Regions from separate parts of the Mus musculus genome. Here region 1 is linked to region 2. Evidence: chromatin loops called from intact Hi-C (ENCODE). Cell type or tissue: gastrocnemius. All regions are shown on one strand. Each heading gives the region's core, and the rest is flanking DNA. Links, peaks and the distances in the headings are about the cores only. Region 1 holds the start of Apeh (acylpeptide hydrolase). Region 2 overlaps Iho1 (interactor of HORMAD1 1).

Evidence for each region. Hi-C counts contacts between places; a loop is a spot of excess contacts. Peaks named below come from ENCODE experiments on the same cell type or tissue, not always from the same donor. Only the 100,000 strongest peaks of a DNase experiment are listed, where the experiment ranks them.
Region 1: it touches region 2 in a loop (2.1-fold over the local background); 2 of 42 quality-filtered maps call a loop at or near these places.

The regions. Positions count from the first base shown.
Region 1 is chr9:108,087,146-108,104,094 of GRCm38, reverse strand. It overlaps Apeh (acylpeptide hydrolase), which reads left to right and starts at 9,615. Exons shown (of 22, transcript NM_146226.2): 1 at 9,615-9,660; 2 at 9,736-9,868; 3 at 10,347-10,473; 4 at 11,021-11,114; 5 at 11,213-11,288; 6 at 11,378-11,541; 7 at 11,682-11,819; 8 at 11,916-12,007; 9 at 12,084-12,124; 10 at 12,206-12,327; 11 at 12,792-12,852; 12 at 13,909-14,006; 13 at 14,526-14,577; 14 at 15,746-15,834; 2 more. The coding sequence starts at 9,649. It overlaps Bsn (bassoon), which reads left to right. Exons shown (of 12, transcript NM_007567.2): 9 at 20-151; 10 at 377-431; 11 at 813-905; 12 at 4,198-8,073. The coding sequence ends at 417. In gastrocnemius, for the core only: CTCF peaks have their summits at 8,318 (motif pointing left) and 9,537; DNase peaks (open chromatin) are centred at 8,308, 9,009, 9,541 and 10,323; H3K4me3 peaks cover 2,120 bases; H3K27ac peaks cover 2,439 bases.
Region 2 is chr9:108,410,162-108,415,161 of GRCm38, reverse strand. It overlaps Iho1 (interactor of HORMAD1 1), which reads left to right. Exons shown (of 8, transcript NM_001135198.2): 5 at 2,151-2,199; 6 at 2,582-2,669. It also overlaps a transcript of 1700102P08Rik not described here. Among named protein-coding and RNA genes, the nearest start is that of Iho1, 19 kb to the left of the region's middle. In gastrocnemius, for the core only: a CTCF peak has its summit at 2,740 (motif pointing right); no DNase peak of the experiment used is centred there.

The DNA of each region.
Region 1 (16,949 bases), core at 5,529-10,528, 320 kb after region 2:
AATGCTTTCTTTCCTACAGGGGCGAAGCCTGGAGCCAGGCCTGGAGGGACCCCAGGGGCTCCCGCTAGTCAGCCAGGGGCAGAAGGAGAGAGTGTATTCTCTAAGATCCTCCCTGGTGGGGCAGCAGAACAAGCTGGAAAGCTGACAGAAGGTATTTGCTGCCTGGGGTCAGGTCCACACTGAGTGGATGTTTCTTTGTGGAGGTTGGGGATATGGGGGTGATTCCAGGTCAAGCCACCGTGACACAGACCGCCTGCTGGTACCCAGTGTTTTCTAGGTCCCCCTTATCCCTTGAGCCTCACCTTGACCAATGGCCCCGACTAGGAGGAGTCTGATCCAATCACTGACATCTCTCTCTCTGTTTTCTATGTCACAGCTGTCTCTGCTTTTGGCAAAAAATTTTCCTCATTCTGGTGATTGTGTCCAGAAGGGTGAGTACCTGTGCCTGCCATATTGGGAGAGGCCTGAGTTACTCGTGGCTGGGGAGTCCTCTGGGAAGGGTCCAGTCTATAGTAGATTGCACAGTGAGAGCTACGGTGCACTCTCCTGGGAGTGTGAGACACTGCACAGAGTCTAAGACATGGGCTGGCTCAGGAGAGCAGTCACTGTGTAGACCAGGCCATCCTTGAACTCACACAGATTCAGGCATGGGCCACATTGTCCCCCGCAAGAGAAAGCCAGGGCTGATGTCCCTCTTGCCTTTCTCACCACCCTAGTCTTCTGCCGTGCTCTCAGAGTGATGGGACACCTTGGCTTGCATGTAGGGGACAATGCTGCAGAAATCCATCACCTTCCTCTGTAACGTTCCACAGGCTCCTGAAGACCTGAAGAAAGACAATCTCATTGCTGTGGAAAAATCTCTGGAGTCAAAGGCCTGGGCGCAGCTCTGGACTCTGCGTATAACGGTGAGTGTCAGGACCAGATTAAGGTAAACCAAAGAAGTGGGTGAAGGGACCCCATTCCTGGAAGTATGAACTAAAAAGGACCTGGTATGCTTCTTTCAGCTGGGATGGGCCTAGCGGCCCCCCTCAGAAACAGTGTGCTAGCTGGCATGATGGTAAATGAGTCAGCCATCCTGACTTGGGAAAGGGGCCATTGACACCTGTTGTACCCCTACAACTTCAGGTCTGTATTCTGGACACTGAGTTCAAAGTCGTCCTGAAAGACAGGGCAGACTATGGCTTGTATTGGAGACATCGATGTCCGGTGCTGGTGTATCCAAACCCAGCAGAACACAGAGCTTTGGGCATGAAGTGAAGAGATTTTTGGGTTCACAGGTTGCACTTGCGGCTCACAAGGCGAAAGGGTGAAGAAGGGAGAGAGGAACACAGAAAAGGGACACAGGAAAAGCAGTCACTGGTCAGCTAGTCAGTCCAACTCCAGGGCAGCCCAGTGAGAGAACAGGAAGGTACAGGATAGGTACCCCCTCTTCCTAGATTGTAGTGGCCAGGGGAGATGGGATGCTCCCTCTCAGAGCCTGCCCCAGTCCTGGTCTTGGCCCTGCCTCTGTGGACAGAAGAGGACATCCCTCATTTAGAATTGGGGAGAGTAGCCTAGTTGTTGAAGTTGCTCTTTGCACAGCCAAGAATGACCCATCTCGCCATCTCCCTGAGGCCTCTCGTCTCCAGCTCTTTTTCCTGCTCTCGAGTTAAGCATATGGAGATATGTGGGCAGCCATAACATCTCAGGTGCTACTCAGGGGAGGTGGGGGAGGGACAGCCCATGGCCCAGGTCCAGGATAGTAGTCAGTAAGCAGTTCACTTTAAGGGAGCCTTAGAGCACCAGAGCCCTTACTTATCTGCTCGTGGTAGAGAGGAAGCTGTGTGTGGGTACCAAGGGCTGCCAGTCTTTTCAGAGGCACGGAGGCACTGAAAAGGCTCAGTCTCTCATCCACTTATTCAACAAATGCTGATCTAGCCCCAGATATGTGCCCAATCCTGTTTTAGTCCTTGGGGACACAATAGCAGTCAAAACCGAGTTCCCGTCCTTTTGAGTCAACAGTCCACTAAGGGAGACAAAGAGTAAATAAGTTCCAAAATAAAACATCTGCATGACTGGTAATGCACGCCTTTGACCCCAGCACTTGAAGGCAGAGGCAGGTGGTTCTCTGTGAATTTAAGGCCAACCTGGTCTACAGAGCGAGTTCCAGGACAGCCAGGGCTACACAGAGAAACTGTGCCTCAAAGCAAAACAACAACAACAACAACAAAACAAAATAAACAACCCCCCACAAAAGTAAGTAAATAAAGTAATTAAAAACTAATTTGAAAGGAATTTTGTTTGTTTGTTTGTTTGTTTTCGAGACAGGGTTTCTCTGTGTAGCCCTGGCTGTCCTAGAACTCACTCTGTAGACCAGGCTGGCCTTGAACTCAGGGATCTGCCTGCCTCTGCCTCCCAAGTGCTGGGATTAAAGGCGTGCACCACCACTGCCTGGCAAAAGGATTTTCTGATGGCAAATGTGCAGCAGGGTTTCTGCAGCAGCTGGAGCTGCCCTAGAGAAAGTAGTCAGAGCTGGAGGCACGGGAAAGCAGGGTGCCAGCCGCGCTTCTGATGCTGAGGGGAACTGGTCGGCCTCAGAGACAGGCAGAGAGGAACACAGCTCGGCCGTGGCAGAGTAGCAGTGACCAGTGCTATTTTAGGCAGGTACAATAGGCCAAAGTGAAGACCTTGGGCTTTCTGCTAGTGACAGCCACCCCAGTGCTGACACCATCTGAGTGCTGCCTGACAGCATGCTCCCTGCCTTTGCTGTCAGGCAGTGGATGCCCTGTCATCCTCCCTCTCAGCTGGACAGTTTCTTGGTGTGCCCTGGAACATACATAAAATCTCAAGTGGTATTTAGGGGAGATGGGGAGGGACAGCCCACGGCTCGGGTCCAGGACAGCACCCACCCTGAGTTTGGGGCCAGAGAACTACGAGGAAGAAAAGGCAGCACACCTGTGCTTTGGGCCACATCTTGCCATCATGTGGGCAGGCCACTGGGACCGTGACTCTGTAGCTAAGAGCTGCCTGATTCTGGCACTTGGCCAACATTTGGGCTAGGTGGTCAAAGCTGCTCCATATGTCCCTCTCCTGGTGTCCTTCATGTCAGTTTCAGACATGAGCTAGGAGATGTTTGTCTTTTGAAACAAAACCCCATCTCCCTCACTCTTCTTGGTTTTGTTTGTTTGTTTTTTGAGACTGGGTCTCATTTGTAGGACTGACCGATCTGTAACTCAATATATAGAGATCAAGCTAACCGTGAACTTGTAGTGAGTTTCCTCCCTCCATTACTTAAGGCTAGGGTTATGGGTGTCCACTGTCATACCTGGCTTCCTATACACTTACAAAATAAATGTCAAAGGGCCAGCAAGATGGCTCAGTGGTTAAAGGTGTTTGTTGCCAAAGCCTGAAAGTCCGAGTTTAAATCCTAGACTCCAAATGGTGGAAGGGAGAACCACCTCCTGCGCTTTACCCTCTGACCCCCACGTGCAGGTGTATATATACACACAATCATATAATATATACACACAATCATATAATATATACACACAATCATATAATATATACACACAATCATATAATATATACACACAATCATATAACATATACACACAATCATATAACATATACACACAATCATATAATATATACACATAATCATATAATATATACACACAATCATATAACATATACACACAATCATATAATATATACACACAATCATATAATATATACACACAATCATATAACATATACACACAATCATATAATATATACACACAATCATATAATATATACACACACAATCATATAATATATACACACAATCATGTAATATATATACACAATCATATAATATATACACACAATCATAAAAGAAGTTGGACACGGCACATGCCTGTGCCGTAGGCTAAGTGACTAGAGGGTCGCTCTGGTGTCACTTTGGGTGATGTAATGAAGCCCTGCTGTCTCAAATGGCACAGGAAGAAGGGAGGTCTTTTCCTGGAGGTCTGGCTCTCCCTTCTCCCGATCAGTCTTTAACCTGCGCAGATGCTAACCTCTCTATGCCTTGACGGAATGCAATCTTCTGGGTGAAGCAGAAACTGGCCATCACATGGCAGTGCCTAGGAGCAATGTAAGGAGGGTGGCAAACTATGACCAGGGTTCACAACAACAAACCCTTCTTCCTTCTCTCCCTCTCTCCTTCTCTTTTCAAAGCATCTACAAGCTGGCAAACCTTTGGCCCAAAGATTCCCAGCAGGCGGGCCCCAGCAGGCAGGCCTCAACCAAGCATGAGAATGACATGTGTTCTCACAGCAGCGACCTAGGTGAAGCATCTGCCGGACCAATGGGACCATTGGCTTGGGGGACCTTTCATGTCTTTCAAGAGACCCTGCCTTACTCAGGCCAGCCGTCCTTGGGAGCGAGGAGCCCTCCTCACCAGAACGCGGTTGCTGCTGTTGCTGTCTGCTGCTCTTCCCGCAGCCTCCTGTGGCCTGGCCACCAGGCTTCCAATGCGTTATACACAGAGTTTGGGTGCACACTGCCCTCCTCTAAGATGCCAGAAGTTTTTTCCACAGCCTTGGAGAGGGGCTTTGACTGAGGGCTGGGGCCCTGGGCTCCGATTCCTTCACATTCCAGCTGGCCCGGATCCCTGTGTGGCCATAAGGCCTTGCCCTCGTCACCCTGCTCTGGGGGTGACACTGGAGCAGACGTCCACATGGCCAGCATGGGTTTGGGAGAACTTTACAAACATTAGGACCCTAACACTGTCTCATCGCTGAAACAAGAGGCCATAGCACCGAAACGCAGCGTGGGCACCGGCTGAGGCTTCTCCCAGCCCGTGGATGGCAGCGTAACTAGGCATGCCTGCCATCACCTTAAAGCCATCCCCCCAGCCATTGTGAGCACCCCAGCAGCACCGCCATTGTCTCGACCAGCCGGCTCCTCGGCTCCTCATCTCTACACCTGAGGATTTCTTTTGATTTCAGGAACAGCCTTAATCATTCCAGTTTGATTTACATGTATACCTCATGAACATTTTTTTGTTGTTGTTGTTTTATTTTTCTTTCTCTCCCTTTCTTTTCTTTGCTTTTATCCCTTTGTCTCTCCCCCACCCCACCCCCACCCCGCAACCTCGTGACTGATGGTTTGGTTTCCTCTCTGCTCTGCCCCTGCTCAGCACAGGGAGAAACGTTGATTTAGAAGCAATAGCGGGCAGCAGGCCACCAAGAGCACAAACCCAGGGCGAGGTCTAGGGAGGCTCCTCAGCCCGCCTGTTTACTGTCTTCTTAAGCCATCAGCAGTGGGTGTGCTCAGAGCAGAGGAGCCAAGGGAGAGCTTCAGAGACCTGTGAGGTAAGGGGAGTATAACACCGTCCATTCACCTCGTGGACTGGGCTACATGCCTCCCCAAAGCCCTTCCCTGGGAGGCCTCCCTTCATCTCGGGCCCAGCCACAAGTCTCATCTCTAATGTTCTATGCAATGAAATATAAACCCTCAAAGACAACTGTTAATATTTAATAAATTCCGTGTTACATATAAGGAGTTAATTGCAAACATGCAGTTGAGAAACTGGATAGCTCTATCTGCTCATACCATCACCCCAACCCAATCCTTGTCCCCACATTCTGTGTGTGTGAGAGAGAAATGGAGAGCGTGAGTGCGTGTGTGCGTGCGTGCGTGCGTGCGTGCGTGTGTGTGTGTGTGTGTGTGTGTATGCGCGTGTGCAGGTGTGCATGTGTAAATTTTAAGTCTGTGGCATGTTTGACCTGTGGCAGGACTCGCTGCTTGCCAGGTGAGTCGCCGCCTGTCTGGCACTGGAGCATGCACGGCTCGAAGCTTCTTTGCACGATTTCATTCATTTTAAATGCCCGACCTCTTGCTTGGAGTTCTTTTCGCCTCCAAACCTCTCCTTTAGGAGCGCTTCTCCCTGACTTTGGGACACGCTAGTAAAGACCTGCCAGAACTGCCTACATTTGCCAGGCCAGGGAGCAGGCAGTGAGGCCCCAGACACCTTGCAGTTTTTATCTGTGTACAATAGCAGATAAAAACAAACCTTAGACTAGACAGAGAGGGGAGCCCGCACAGGATGCATGTGTATGGACATTCTGTGGGTTTGCTGTAGGATTTCTACTTGTATATCATTTTTCCTCCTATCCCAGGCCTGAGCCAAAAGAAACTGGTCACATCTTCCCAGTGGGGTACTGCTCAAGGGCAAAGCTTGGGGCACATCTGTGGAGAGGCAGAAGCCAAGGGATCCTGGCTGTGCCCTATGATTCCCAGATCTTGACTGACTCTGCTCTATGTCTCTCCTTTGTGATGAAGAAGCTTAAAGGATTGTGAGCCAAGAGATCTATCTGGAGTGGAGCCAGGGGTCATAAGGTACCCAGAAGGAGCTGGCTATGGCTGAAAATATCATTCAGGAAAAAACTGTTCACATAAATAACAGCTTCAAACTGAGCCCAGAAGGTCTCTCAAGAGCAAAACTTACTGAAGGGTTGGTGTAACCCTCTCCACATCTGCCCCAGGACTTGCCTCCTCTGAGGCATAAGTATCACACTGTTGTCAGCATCTCCCTCACTGGCCCAGGAGTAGGGCAGACAGTACCTGCCTGACCCCTAAAGTCTGGCCTGCCTCCAGAGAGCTTTGGTGTATACCATGCATTTCTCAGGGGTTCACGTTTCTCATGCATTTTTACAAGGCTTATAAATCCTTTAGTGTGGGATCCTGTCCCACCATCGGCAGCTGTGGTTGGGACACTTCAAGCTGTGTTGGACTTAAGAGCCCGAGTTCCCGGGATTTAGCTTTCTTCACACTATGGAATATCTCAGAGATCAAACTTGGGCTATATGGGGCCATCGCTAAAAGGGCTGAAGAAGGCCCTCTTTGAGGAACTCCCAGGCCCAGGTGTGTACAGGATGTGCCCAGGGTCTAGATACCTGGGACCATGACTGTATTCCTTTCCTCTCAGAGTCAAGGGGCTAGACTAGGGGATGAGGGCAGGCAGGGTGTCCACGGGTCAGTCTCTGGCTGACCCCTAGGCTCTAAAGTATTAACTTTACAGCACATTTCTTTTCTGACATTTCTGATATCTGCTACTCTATCCCTGGCTGTGCCCACAGGACAGATCTTTGCCCTTCTGTGAATATGACTGCAGGAGTCTTCTAGGCCATAGGTATCCCTGGCCCTTATGTTGACTCTGTGTAGAGCCCAGACCTCCATTTTCTCCCCTCTTAGTGTCATAAGCAAGGGCACCCTCCTCTGCCCACGCAAGGCCTCAACACACTCACTTCATAGGGATGGTCCTCGCACCATCTTCTTCCTGTTCTTTGGGCAGGGTGAACAGTCTCAGGGCCCACACTGAAAGAACAGCCAGGGCAGCAATTCTGGTCTGTATGCTGGAGCCTCTGGGGAGTTTTCCAGGCAGGTCCTTGTCCGTGAGAGTACAGTCCTGCCCAATAGCCCTTCTCCTCCCTTGCTGTAAATAATGTGTCATCATGGACTCCATCAGGGCCGGAGGGACATATATAATCAAATGAAACTCTCTGGAGATGCCATCTCTGTCTCCCTGGGTGCCAGCACCCTGCTACCATGTGCACCGGGTGGCACTGGAGAGCCATAGAAGTCATGAGATACTGTATGTGTAAGCACATGTACATGAGTGTGTGTGTGTGTGTGTGTGTGTGTGTATGTATGTATGTATGTGTGAGTGTGTGTGTGTGTTTGTGCGTGTGTGCACGAGTCTCATTCAGCCTCTGGGGTCAAATCAATTCCTCTCAAGTGTGGTACCCTAGAGAGTGGTGGCCATCTACATTTTCTCCCTCTAGCTTCTATGTCTTGTTTTTGCTTTCCCTCCCCTCCTCCTCCCCTCTCTCTCCTTCTCTCTGTGAGGGGGGAGAGTGCTGTACAAAGTCAAACAAACAAGTTTACATTGTAAGTGCAATGACCCGAGTCCTCCACATGACCTTGTGAATTGTGTGCCGTCCTCCTGTGCTCTGTGAGAACTCGTGGTACTTCAGTGTCCCTCCCCTGTACTGTGACAAGGTATTTCTGTGGTATCAGAATAAAAGGACTTGATATAAACAACCTTCAGACAGTCTCGGGGTGATTTCTGAAGTGGGAACACTTAGCCAAACAGGTAGATGCCAACGTTTGTGACAGTATTCTCCACGATTAAAGAAAAAAATGAGAAAGAGCAAAATTTCAGAAATGTTGGCACAATTGAGGCGGAGTCAACACCAAGCCATTCAAACATGACCCTCCAGGAAGGTGCAAAGGCTTGTCCTAAGCCACCAGACAGTTTTCAGGATCCTGGTTCCCAGGAGCTAGATGGGCAAGTGCTGCCCCCTGGTGCTATCAAACAAGCTTTACATCTGCCTACCTTGTTCGAAACTCCCCCCCCCCCCCCAGTCCCCCATGGCTGAGACTTTAATCCTTAGTATAGTCAAGAATAGTTCAAGCTGGATATCATAGCCCACACATTTAATCCCAGCTCTTGGGAGACAGAGATAGGTGGGTCTCTGTGAGTTTGAGGCCAGAACTACGTAGAGAAACTAAACAAATATAAGTTAAGCAGCACTAGAAAATAAGAAACAGAGATTAAAGAGTATCAATTTTGCCTCAAGTAAGAAAGAAAGCACTCATTCAAGGGGGCCCATAGCTGGTCTAAAAGACCAGCCACTCTCAAGCTATATGGAGGAGGGGGAGATACCTACTGTTGCCCAACCACTCTTGCTCTCTGCTGTCACCTAAGTCAACCTAGTCCTGTGTCGTGTGCAGGAGACTGTCTGCCTAGGCTCTTCTTTCCACAGCACGCTCGCTGCTCTTAGGTGAAGTCTGACCCTCCACATCGGCCCTTGGAGTAGGTTGAGACCCAGTCGGCTCACGATCCGCAGCAAGGAGCTTCTGAGAAGGGCGGGTTAAGGCTGTGGCAACAGATAGCTTTAGGGGCAAGTCTGGTGATTGATAAGCCAGGGTAGCACCCAGAGAGTTCAGCACCGCCCTTTGCCCGGCGCCCCAGGGCTCCACCCGGGAACCTAAGTTTCCCACTCCTAATCGCCTGGCTTGCAGTAGATGGGGAGAGCGCTGAAAGAGATCCCTGCGACTGAGGCGCCCCGCAACATTCCGCTTTCACAGACCCGCTAGTCTCTGTATTCGGTTCCCACCCGTCCCCGCCCCCGCCCCCGCCCCCTCATCCTTAAGGATCATTAGTGTTCCTCCGAAGCCCCACCCTTCGAACGCTCAGGGCTTTCTCTCTGATCCCGCAGCTTTCAGCTCACAGTCGGCTGGAGTCCAATCCTACTTCCTTCACTCCTCCCAGACCTGCCCTGTCTCTGAACACCGGCTCTGTATTCTGCTGCTATACGTCCGCCCTCACTCCTCGGAGCCTCCCCTCTCTAAAAATCCCAGGACTCGACTCCCTGATTCTGCCTCCCACTTGCCTAGTCTTCGACTGAATTTTTGTTTCCCGCTCCTCCCCTCCGGGCGGCTCCTTCGTAGGCCCCGCCTTCTTACTATCCAGGCCCCGCCCCCTGCCGACTGGCCGGAGCTTATACAGGGCCCTGCGGGTCCCAGGTCGCCACTGAGTGTAGCGGAAACTGGGGACCGCCTTAGGCCCCGCCCCCGGAGCTTCACTTCCGGGACTTAGCTGCTACCGAAAGACCGACTATGGAGCGTCAGGTGAGGGCTCGGCCCGTGGCCCCCGTGGCCTCCGTAGCCCGGGCTGAGCCTGACCCTGGTGTGTCCCCTGCGCAGGTGCTGCTGAGTGAGCCCCAGGAGGCGGCAGCGCTGTACCGGGGCCTTAGCCGCCAGCCTTCGCTGAGCGCCGCCTGCCTGGGCCCGGAGGTCACCACGCAGTATGGGGGCCTCTATCGGACTGTGCACACTGGTGTGTAGACCGAGGGAACTGGGTGGCGACGGGCCGTGCATCCAGGTGGAGAGATGGGGACTGTGGAGGGCACGCTGCTTGACACGGGTTTGGGGAGGAAACCCAACTGTAGTTCCTGCGCACAGGTGTTTTGGGGGCTGCACTAGCCTTACTGATAAATAATTCCGTAAATGAGTTGAAGGTGTGGGAGTAAAATTCAGACCTGAGTGCAAGGTGTGGGCCTCGCAGGACTCTCCGGCCCTTACATTCTACAACCCAACAACAGCTATGTTGCCCTTAAAATTCTGTGGTTGGTAGTGGGTTCTCTCTGACCGTCAGCTCAGGCTCTGGGAGCCTAGGCTTAGGTTATATTAAGTGAAGTGTTGTCCAGGCTATACTCAGGCTGTCCGGAGACAGACTGGGAAAGATAGGCCTTGATTGGTGGGCAGTGGTCCAAACTGGCCCAGACAAGTTGAGCAGCCCCCTGCCTCCCTTGCAGAGTGGACTCAGAGGGACTTGGATCGAATGGAGAACATCCGATTCTGCCGCCAGTACCTAGTGTTCCATGATGGAGACTCGGTGGTGTTTGCCGGGCCTGCGGGCAACAGTGTGGAAACCCGGGGGGAGTAAGTGTGACAGGAGCAGTCTGTAGACAAGACCGCAGCCACCTGCCTTGCTAGCCTTTCATAAATGTCGCCATGTGTCCTTAGGGTGTTGTGCTCTGTGCCTATCCCCTTCAGGGACAACTTTGGGTGGCTTCAGGGGAGCAAAGAGCAAGGTGCCTGACCCCTGAGAGCTTGTCTGGTCTCTGGAGACATGGCCTGATAAATACTAGGAGCTTCTTCTAAACTAGGGCCTAGGTCCCTAGGACTCTGGAGACAGTCGAGTCAGTAACCTAAGGAAGAGAAAAAAGGCCAGCCAGCTTGAGGCTGGGAGTGCTTCATGGGCTGGTATGATTTCAGAGTCCCAGTTAGCTGGGAGATAGCCTCCTGTGCGGCCAATTCTGATTTTATAACGCCAGACCTAAAAGGGCTTATAAAGAAAGGAGAGAGAGACAGACAGACAGACAGAGACAGAGACTCAGCTAAGAGGTTGTGACCAGTAAGGGGGCCAGCACAAGGCTGTTGGGGGGGACGACTTGGCACCTTCCTGACCTGCAACCCCTGTTCTCAGGCTGCTGAGCAGAGAGTCTCCTTCAGGCACCATGAAAGCAGTGCTGCGCAAGGCTGGAGGTGCAGTCTCGGGAGAGGAAAAACAGTTCTTGGAGGTGAGTTTGCAAGGATGAGGTGGCAGCCAGCCGGTCACTTAGTGCCACAAGTGAAGCCCTGTGGAGGGGCAAGCAGCCTGATGCCCAGGTATCTTCAGGTCTGGGAGAAGAACCGCAAGCTCAAGAGTTTCAACCTGTCTGCACTGGAGAAGCATGGGCCTGTGTATGAAGATGGTGAGGCGCCTGGCTGGTAAGCAGGAGGGGTGGGCAGAAGGGGCAGCTATAGCATTGGGCTCCCCCTAACCGTCCCTCCCTGCATGCAGACTGCTTTGGCTGCCTCTCCTGGTCACACTCAGAGACGCACTTGTTGTATGTGGCGGAGAAGAAGCGTCCCAAAGCTGAGTCCTTCTTTCAAACCAAAGCCTTGGACGTCAGTGCCAGTGATGAGGAGATGGCCAGGCCGAAGAAGCCAGACCAGGCCATCAAGGTGCTTGTGGTGTGGCCGGGCCACACAGGCCCTGCCGGGCAGCCCTGCCCTACATCCGGTGGACCTGGGAGGCCCTAGTGTCTAGGAGGCAGGTCAGGGTTCTGTAGGCACCCTGGGCATTGAGTGTCCTCTGTTCTCAGGGGGACCAGTTTGTATTTTATGAAGACTGGGGAGAAACTATGGTTTCCAAAAGCATCCCTGTGCTCTGCGTGCTGGATATCGAGAGTGGTAACATCTCCGTGCTTGAGGGCGTCCCTGAAAATGTGTCCCCTGGTCAGGTCAGCAGCAACATGGCCTTTGCCCCTTCTGGAGTCGGGGTCCCCTGCTTGAGCGATTACGTCTTGCTCATACCTACTTTGTGGTTTTGTTTGCAGGCTTTCTGGGCCCCTGGAGACACGGGTGTGGTGTTTGTGGGCTGGTGGCACGAACCCTTCCGGCTAGGTATCCGCTACTGCACCAATCGCAGGTGAGAAAGCAGGCAGACCAGAGGGCCCTTACGGCCCAGCTGACCATAGAGCTGAGTGTCTCTCTGACCTTTCCAGGTCAGCCCTGTACTATGTGGACCTGAGCGGGGGGAAGTGTGGTAAGTGTCTGGCGTCCGCACGTGCTTTCCTGACTGTTAGTCTTCCCTGGTCTATGTGATACTCATATTTCTGTGGCCTAGAACTACTCTCGGATGAGTCCCTGGCTGTCTGCTCTCCTCGGCTGAGCCCAGACCAGTGTCGCGTCGTCTACCTGCAGTACCCATCTCTAGCCCCTCATCACCAGTGCAGCCAGCTCTTCCTGGTGAGCTGAAGTGGGTGGGGTGGGAGGACGGTTAGCTCTTGATGGGGAATGAGGGCTAAAGGGATGGTGTCATCTCCCCCCTCGGGGCCCTCTCCTGTCCTCCGTGGACCAGTGGCCTGACCCTTCAAGGTAAGTCCTGGAAGCTTGGGTACTCTCAGGGCTCACCACCTCAAGGGGTCCTCCAGCCACAGAGATGCTCGCGCGTCTTAGTTCACGTCTCCAAGTAGCCGGGCTCTACAAGGAGCAGGGGCAGAGTTGGGGGTTATATAGAGTCCATCCCCTGCACAAGGAGAGCTCTGGGTGAAAAGCCAAGGGACATGCCTATCTGAGACAAGTCCAGGCTCCCATAAAAGAGGTAAATTAGCCCCCATCTCTCCTAAGTAGTCACCCAAAGGGATAGATAACAGAGTTCTGTGCCCTGAGGTCCATGGCCTGGTGGGTTTGACCATTTTGTTCTCTTGCAGTATGACTGGTACACCAAGGTCACCTCATTGGTGGTGGACATTGTACCTCGGCAGCTGGGAGGTAAGAGGTGCCTGGCTCATCAGTGGAGTCTGTAATAGTGCTATCTGTCCCTCCTTCCTGAGTTCCTTTGGAGGACTCTCTCCTTGTTACTGCAGCCCTGTGCCCAGGCCCAACAGAGACAGAAGATGCTACTATGGGTAATAGTCTGAGAGTTTTTGGCTAGACCAAAACTAAGGTCAGAGTAGCTCAAATTGGCTTGGGATGAGTCTCAGGAAATATGTTAGTTTGGAATATTATGCCTGAGAAGCCTTGGGGCTGCAGGCTCTGTGTTACTCTGTGTTCAACCCCACGCCACCCCAGCAACCTTTGTCCAGTCTAAGTCAGCTGGTCCTCCGGAAAGGTAGCTCTGAGGCTCCTTTCTCAACATCAGGTACTTGCAGCTCTGCCTGCAGTCTAGGGGCATCCTAAGGACACAGGGATGAAAGTTTTCTTTTCTCAAGCCACCCAGAAAGGTCCAAGGGTCCAGTGAGCAGGTCCAGTGCACAAAGTTGCAGGGATACAGCTGGAATGCAGCTCAGTGGTCAAGCACAAGGCTAGCATGTGCGAAGCCCTGCACTTGATCCTTAGTTACACTTTTGGTTTACAAGGACTCGATAGTAGGGACGTAGTCTAACCTCGGCTCTGCCCGTTAGTCATGTGTCCAGGGTCAGTGCCCTGGCCTCCATGAGCTTGTTTCTTCACTTGTGGACGGGGTGGTTATGTCCCCCCTCCAAGCTCCCGTGTGAGCTGCTGTGCTCTGCACTGCGGTGGACAAACACGTTCTATATAAGGTTAAGGCACTTAATGTTGCCAAGACCCAAAGGGAGCAACCAATAGGAAAGCGTCACGTTTGCCGCCTGAGCTTTCCAGCTCTGCCTCTATGGGTCCTCAGAAGCCTCTCCTCCCGCCCCCTTCACCTTCTACTCGGTAAACTCCCCACTGCCAAGGGTACCCTCATGTCTAGGACTGTGATTCTACTACAGATTTCAGGGGCCCTGTGTGAATTCCCCAACCTCATCTTCTCGATCCCTCAGGCCTCCACTCTTAGATGCAGCTTCAGTGTTTCTGTCTTTGCAGAGAGCTTCTCTGGGATCTACTGCAGCCTCCTTCCTTTGGGATGCTGGTCAGCTGACAGCCAGAGAGTGGTCTTCGACTCGGTCCAGCGCAGTCGGCAGGTAAAAGCCCCTGATTGTGTCAGGAGGTAGCATCAACAACGTCTGCCCTCTGACGGTCTGCCGAGGAGTTTAGGACCTGGGGCAGAGGGCGTGCACGGCCCTAGAGGAGCCGAGCCAGAAAGAATTAGCTGAGCCCTTGAAGTCTTTTCTGCTGGACTTGCTGTTCCTCAAGGGGGCCAAATGCTCTGCTGCCCCACAGAAGAGGCCCAAGCCTTGGGCAGTCCCTGAACACTTTATAGTGACAGTTGATGGAGCCTGGATGGGTCCTTAGGGATGATGTGCTGGCATGTCCCATGGTCCTTTGGGTATGGCATTATTTGTTCTCCTATCCTTCCGTTCCTTGCCTGGGTGTATCCGGCACGTTGTGAAGGAACTGAATCTAGATCCAGGGTTCTTCTTGTTTCACAGAGTAGCCATCACCATAGGCCAAAGTGGCCCTAAGCCAGTAGAAAGGAAATAGGGGCAGGCCCCAGAGGGCTGTTGGATGTGGTGCTACAAGTAGTCTCCCCTCTGTTTAAGGACCTGTTTGCTGTGGACACCCAGACAGGAAGTGTCACCTCCCTGACAGCTGGTGAGCAGGACCTCTGCCATAGGGTGACAGCAGGGTGATGGCAGGGGTTGGGGATGGGCAGCCAGGGGCGGGTGGATGGGTAGCCGCTTAGGAAAGGAGCTAGAGCTTGACCCAGGGCAGCAGTGGTACGTTCCGTCATTCTCACCCCCGATGCGCCACAGGCTTTGCCAGCAGTGCCCTGAGGAGCCAGCCAGGACACTACCTCTTTTCTTCGCTGCACTATTACCTCCATATGCCCTAGCCCCATAGCTCCACCCCTGTCCTAAGCTCTACAGACCTTTCTTGCCAGGCTAGTATAGTCATCCACCTCCTGCCCAGACCCTGGAGAAACCACTGCTGGACTCTCTAGCTTCCCCACACTCACCCCAATGGTCTCCCTCTGAACCAGCCTTTGAGTTCTCCACCTGCCTTGGCTCTGCACACATCTGCATCCCCGAGGTGGGTCAGAAAGAGGCTGTCTTAGGGTTTCTACTGCTATGATTGTGGTAACTCTTCATTAGGAAACAGTTAATTGGGGCTGGCTTACAGTTTCCGTTTCAGAGGTTTAGTCCATTATCGTGATGGCAGAAAGCACTCAGGCAGACATGGTGCTGGAGAGGGAACCCAGAGTTCTACATCTGAATTGACTGGAAGCAGGAAGAGAGTGACAGTGGACCTGGCATGAGCTTCTGAAACCTCAAAGCCTACCCTCAATGGCACACTTTAACGGCCACAGCTACTCCAATGAGGCCACACCTCTTAATAGTGCCACTCCTTATGAGGCTTTTGGGGACCATTTTTATTCAAACCACTACAGATGCCAAAGTTCTAGTTCTACATCTCTGGCTTAGGACATAGCTCCTTCCTAGGGTGTTTCCCTAGCATAAGCCTAGTGCATAGTAAATAGTAATAACAACAATAACAATAACGAGTGGACAAACGTTAGACCAGTCCTCTTTCCTACACCCAGTAGGAAAAGGCTATCATCCTTGTCACACCGAAGTCATTGGAGTAGGTAGAGTACTTTGGTAGCTTTCTGTGTCCCTAGGTCGGGCAATTCTTGAGCATAGCCTGTGTCTGTCAGATGAACAGGAGGCTTACTTAGGACATATGCAGTTAGGTGTGCATCTCAGGGTTAAAGGTAGAAAAGTTGTCCCTGCCAGGCACTTATATCATCTGCTTCCTCTAGGGGGGTCAGCGGGAAGCTGGAAGCTGCTTACAATTGACCGAGACCTTATGGTGGCCCAGTTCTCCACACCCAACCTGCCCCCGAGCCTGGTGAGTATTGTGGGTCCCAGGCTAGAAGACAGGAATTACAAGCTTCCATGCCTTAGAACTGGGCCCAAAGACTGACCATGGTTGGTCAGCATGTAGAAGGGCAGAGACGACTGGGCTCCAGCCTAGTCCAATGGTTCTTTGAGCTCAACACTCATGAGTAGGAACCAGGGGCTAACATTTGCACCATCCTGAACAGTGTGCCTACAAAAGTGCCCAGTCATTTATTATTAGAGTCCAGGGAGAAAGGGAAACCTCGAAGCCAAGAAGTTGGTAGGGCCAGGGGTGGTTCAGATGTGGATGTCTCCCGCATACACCACTCAACAAGAATCTATGCTGTGCTCTTCAGAGATGGGTTCCTGAGAGCTGGCCTACCTGTGACACTCTCCTTCCCCCTGGCAGAAAGTCGGGTTCCTGCCTCCTGCTGGGAAGGAGCAGTCTGTGTCATGGGTGTCACTGGAGGAGGCTGAACCTATTCCTGACATCCACTGGGGCATCCGAGTGCTGCACCCACCTCCAGACCAAGAGAATGTACAATATGGTGAGCTGGGCCAATGGCAGACGAGCTCCTTCTCCAGCACACGGCACAGTGGTGGCCCTTCCTAGCTCCCATTGCAGGCTTTCTAGGATTTCCTCTAAAAGTTTTTCTGATCTTACAGTCATGAGAAGTAGCGTCGAGAGATCTGAGAACCTGCTGTGGTTATCAACACCCGCTCCTGCCAGGGCATACCATCCCTGGTGGGAGAATTAAGGTTTAAAGGAAACAGGCCACGCACGAGGCTTATGTGACTACACCAGAGTGTTATCCTTTCCAACAAGGCAGAAAAGTGCATGAGCTTTAGGGGGCTCCATGTGTCATGTGTGAGCTGCCTGTGAGCTACCTTGGCTAGGCCTCTGTTCTACTTGATCAGACCCATGCCATACTGGAGATGGGGCCTTGGTTGAGGAAGCCTTTGTGAAGTAGCACTGGTCATGCTGACGACTGCCTTCTCCCTGCAGCTGACCTTGACTTTGAAGCAATCCTCCTGCAGCCCAGCAACTCTCCAGATAAGAGCCAGGTCCCCATGGTAGTCATGCCCCATGGTAGGTATTCACCTAAGAGCCCTAGCCTCCCTCCC
Region 2 (5,000 bases), core at 1-5,000:
TTTGTCTCTGGAAGTCAAAAAATATATTTTTGAAAAATGCAAAATTCAAGTAATGTTATATTGCTTCTGTCTAAATGTTTTCCTTCCAGATTTTATTTCTCAGATCATCTAGTTTGAGATGTTTCACTGTACAGACAAGGCTGGCTTGCAATTGCCAGAGATTCAACTGCCTCTACTCTGACTTTCCTGGTGCTGGGACAGAAGGCATGAGCTACCATGAACACCTGGATGTGGACAGAATTTCTTTTTCTCTACTCTTCTCTTCTCTTCTCTTCTCTTCTCTTCTCTTCTCTTCTCTTCTCTTCTCTTCTCTTCTCTTTCCTTTTCTTTTCTTTTCTTTTCTTTTCTTTCTCTCTCTCTTTCTTTCTTTCTCTCTCTCTTTTTCTTTCTCTCTCTCTTTTTCTTTCTTTCTTTCTTTCTTTCTTTCTTTCTTTCTTTCTTTCTTTCATTCTTTCGTTCTCAGCACTCATGACAGCTAATAATAACTGTAAACCAGTTGTTTGTTTTGTTTCTTCAAACAGGGTTTCTTTGTGTATCCCTGGCTGTTCTGGTACTCATTCTATAGACCAGGCTAGCCTCAAGAGATCCACCTGCCTCTGCCTCTCAAGTACTGTTCTAAATAATTCCCCTAGAAATAGGGAGCTCTTCCAGAGGACCTGGGTTCAATTTCCAGTACTAACATGGTGGCTTACAATCATTGATATCTTCAGTTCCAGAGGATCTGATGCCCTCTTCTGGACTCTGGGAGCACCAGGCATACACATGGAGTATATACATAGGCAAAACACTCATACACATAAAATAAAACTGTAAGCCAGGCCAGGCATGGTGTCTCACACCTCCCAAAGAGACAGGCAGATCTCTGTGAGTTTGAGGTTAGCCTGGTCTACAAAGAGAGTTCCAGGACAGCTTCCAGGACTGTTACACAGAGAAACCCTGTCTTGAGAAACCAAAGCAAACCAAAACAAACTAAACCAAACCAACCAACCAAACAAACAAACAAAAACAAAGAAAATTTAAAACCAGACATTGTGGCTTTCCCCCCCAAATCCTCTGAATTTAGAAGGCTGAGGCAGGAGCATTGTCAGGAATTGTCTGCATCTGAAGAGATGGCTCAGCAGTTAAGAGTGTTTGCAGCTCCTGCTCGCAAGAAGGGCTCTCCTCTCTAGGGCTCTCTCTCTCTCTCTCTCTCTCTCTCTCTCTCTCACACACACACACACACACACACACACACACACAAATTCTAATTAATATAATCAAAAAGAGTCAGGGACCATTTGCATTTGATAGCTCAGTGGGTGGAAATACTTGCTGACAAGATGACTTGAATCCCCAGAATCTTGATGGCTGAAGAAGAGAGCTGACATCTCACGTTTCGCACAGCCTCTATGAGTGCTGTGCATTGTGCATGAACACACATTATATGTAAATTAAAGTTTTTAGACTAAAAAGTACAAATGTTGTAATTTAAACTATTTTGTGTATTTACACAGTTTTGTTTGCTTGTTTTGAGACACAGTGATATGTGGCTGTGGTTGGCCAGGAACTCTCTAGGCCAGGCTCGCCTTGAACTCACAGAAATCCACCTGCTTTTACCTACTAATTGCTGAGGTTAAAGGGGACACTACCATATCCTATTATTTTAATTATCATATCTGTCTATTCACTTTCCCTGCCTGGGTGCTATAGCAAATAGCAGGGCAGATAAGATATGTACAATAACCTGTCTCAAAAAGTCAGAAAAAAGAGCTGGAAAGCTGCCTTAGCACTAATTGTTCTTGCAGAGGACTCCGGTTTGGTTCTCAGCACCTACATGGTGGTTCACAAATGTCCTTAACTCCGGTTCCAGGAGAACCAACAACTTCTCCTGACCTTCTTGGGCACCAGGCCTGCATATGGTACACAGAGACATACAACAGACAAAACATTTATACACACGTGATAAATAAATCTTAAAAGCAGAGGGGGGAAGGCAGCCGCAGGATGGAAGGAAGAGAACGGGATTCACATTGTAATGCAGGTCCTTAGGGCTGGGGCTGGACAACCAAGCTTTCCCAGGCAGATAACTAAGTTCTCCAACTTAGTTATCTGTGTTTTTTCAGTAGGGCACAAGGATTTATTCTCTTCTCCTTTTCCCCTCTCAACTCTAGTGAGACCCTGCACAGCTTTGTTTCTCATTTTCCAGAAGTCATTAACAAGGTAAGTTCAGCTCAGGTCAGAGGGCCAGAGTGTTGTGTAGCGCAGGCAGAGGGCAGCCGTTTCCTGCTTTACCTTAAACGACAATTCTCCACGTCAGTGACACAGAATGGATGGTGCTTTTTTTTTCTTTTCTTTTTTAAAATTTAAGTTTATTTTATGTAAAGGGTGTTTTGTCTGTATGTATGTCCACGAACCGTGTGCGCAGTGTCCTTGGAGGGCAGAAGAAGTCATTGTATCCCCTGAAGTTGGAGTTATAGACAGTTGTGAGCTTCTATGTTTTGGGTGCTGGGAATTAAAGCCCAATATTTTAGAAAAGCAGACAGTGCTCCTAACCTCTGACCAATTCTCCAGTCACCATGTGATTCTTAATTTTGTTTCTTAGTTGCAGACATCTGTGGAAAAGACTGAGGAAAATCTCAGCTCTAGAAGCCAGTCTATTTTAGATTCTGTGGAGACCATAGCCAAGACTTGTGAGTGTCCCATGATTTTTTGTTCATTTCTGTTTTTTAAATTTTTGTCAGTGTCTCAAGGTTAGTGTTAGCAGCAGAGGGCACTGGTGAGCCATGAATGTGAACTTTCTGACCCTAGCCAGGTTTTCAGGGTGATTTCATATTGTTCATGATAAGGTAAGTGCATAAAATGAGACCTGCATAATGGAGCCCACTGCTATGTGATGACACTTTTGGGATTTGTTTCATTTGTTTTTTGTTTGGTTTGAGGCACGGCATCTCTCTATATAGCCCTTGCCGGCTTGGAACTCACCACCAGGCTGGCTACCTCTGCCTCCCAGCTGCTGGAATCAAAGGCATGTTTCACCACACCTGGCTTGCAAACTTTAGTGCAATTTTTTATTTTATTTCTTTGGAAAAAATGTTTGTCTATGTAGCACTGGCTGGCTTGGAACTTCTAAATGACCAGGCTAAAAGTATATATTACAGAACATCACCTAAGTAGTTCAGACTTTTAGAATATGAATGGGTTCCCTAGGACTGGTATACAGAGAGTCGTGAACCGCCATGCTTTGTAAGTGCTGGGAATCAAACCCAGATCGTCTGGAAGAGCGGGAGTTACACCGAGCTCTCAGTAGCCCATGCCAACACTTGGATCCCACGATGGCTCCTATGAAGTACTGATCCTCTCCTCAGTACTTGCTGTCTCAGGGTAGCTCTGCCAGCCTTCTCACCACATGGCTGAGATGAATCAGCAGCCTCCCGAGTCTCACATGGCTTGCCCACTGTGCTCTATGTAGACACACTCCTCCTTAGAAGTTAGAAATACTCCTGTCACCTGCTGTTCTTCTCACTGCCTTGGTTTCAGTGAGTGTTGTTTTGTGATGAGGCAGCCTTGGTCTTAATGCCAGTTATAGAGCGCTGTTTGCAAGATCCCCTCCCCCACCAATTACGTGATTTACATGTAGATGGATGCCTTTATAAACGCCAACACACTATTCTCCCTAGCTAGACAGGGCTCTAGAATTACTATTCTCTAAGAAAATAGATGCATGTGCATCTGTACTTGTTTGCATTTGTTTATTTTTTTATTTTAAGCTAATCTGTCAGCTCATTCACATTTACGAAAATCAATGCCTTTGCATGGCTCATCAAATAATTTCCATCTGTCTGAAAAGAAGAAGCATTGTTCTGTTTATCCACTGACTTCCAACCTGGGCATCAGCACATGGGGCAACTGTGAATGTTTAGATAGCTTAGAGCGAGAACTGTTACCCTCACAAGTAGCAGTGCTGAGAACAGGCAAGTGAGGGTGCTTCCTTGTGTGATGTGATGGAGTAACTCGTCTGTGGGTGCCCCAGTCACGGACTCTTTTAGCTTTCCATTGCTTTATAAGAAGTGATGGTGTGTAGGGTGGCAGTGGTGTTGGCTTATGCCTTCAATTCCAGCCCTCCAGAGGCAGATAGATCTCTGGGTTTGAGGCCAGCCTGGTCTACAGGTGAGTTCCAGGACAGCCAGGGCTATACAGAGAGATCCTATCTTAGAAAACAAACAAACAAACAAACCAACAACAAAAAGAAGTGAAAGTTTGTTTTGGCTTCAAGTATTTGAGCTTACGGATGTCTGTGGGAACAATGCTTCCTGATGAGAGCATGTGGTGAAGGAGGTCTGTCCAGCTCATTGTTCTGGAAAGGAGAGAGAAATTAAAGGATTAGGGTCTCGGTATTCCGTGAGTGTAAGGAAACATCCCCAGTGCTCTGACTTGTTTTCACTCGGTTCTACCTCCTGTAAGTACTGCCTCTACCCACTACTGCTTCAGGCAGACAGCCAACTCAGGAGGGTCAGGAGCTTAAGGAGCCTTGGCTGCATGGGGAACCGAAAACCAGCCTGGGTTACAGAGTGAGACCCTGTCTCAACAAAACAAAACCGAATGAAAAATTTTAAAAATATATTTATTGCCAGGTGGTGGTGGTGGTGCATGCTTTTAATCCCAGGGCTCAAGAGTCAGAGGCAGGGAGATCTCTGAGTTGAAAGCCAGCCTGGTCTACAGAGTGAGTTCCAGGACAGCCAAGGCCACACAGAGAAACCCTGTCTTGAAAAAAACAAAGACGGGGCCTAGCAAACACAGAAGTGGATGCTCACAGTCAGCTATTGGATGGATCACAGGGCCCCCAATGGAGGAGCTAGAGAAAGTACCCAAGGAGCTAAAGGGATCTGCAACCCTATAGGTGGAACAACAATGTGAACTAACCAGTATCCCGGAGCATTTGACTCTAGCTGCATATGTATCAAAAGATAGTAGGCCATCACTGGAAAGAGAGGCCCATTGGACTTGCAAACTTTATATGCCCC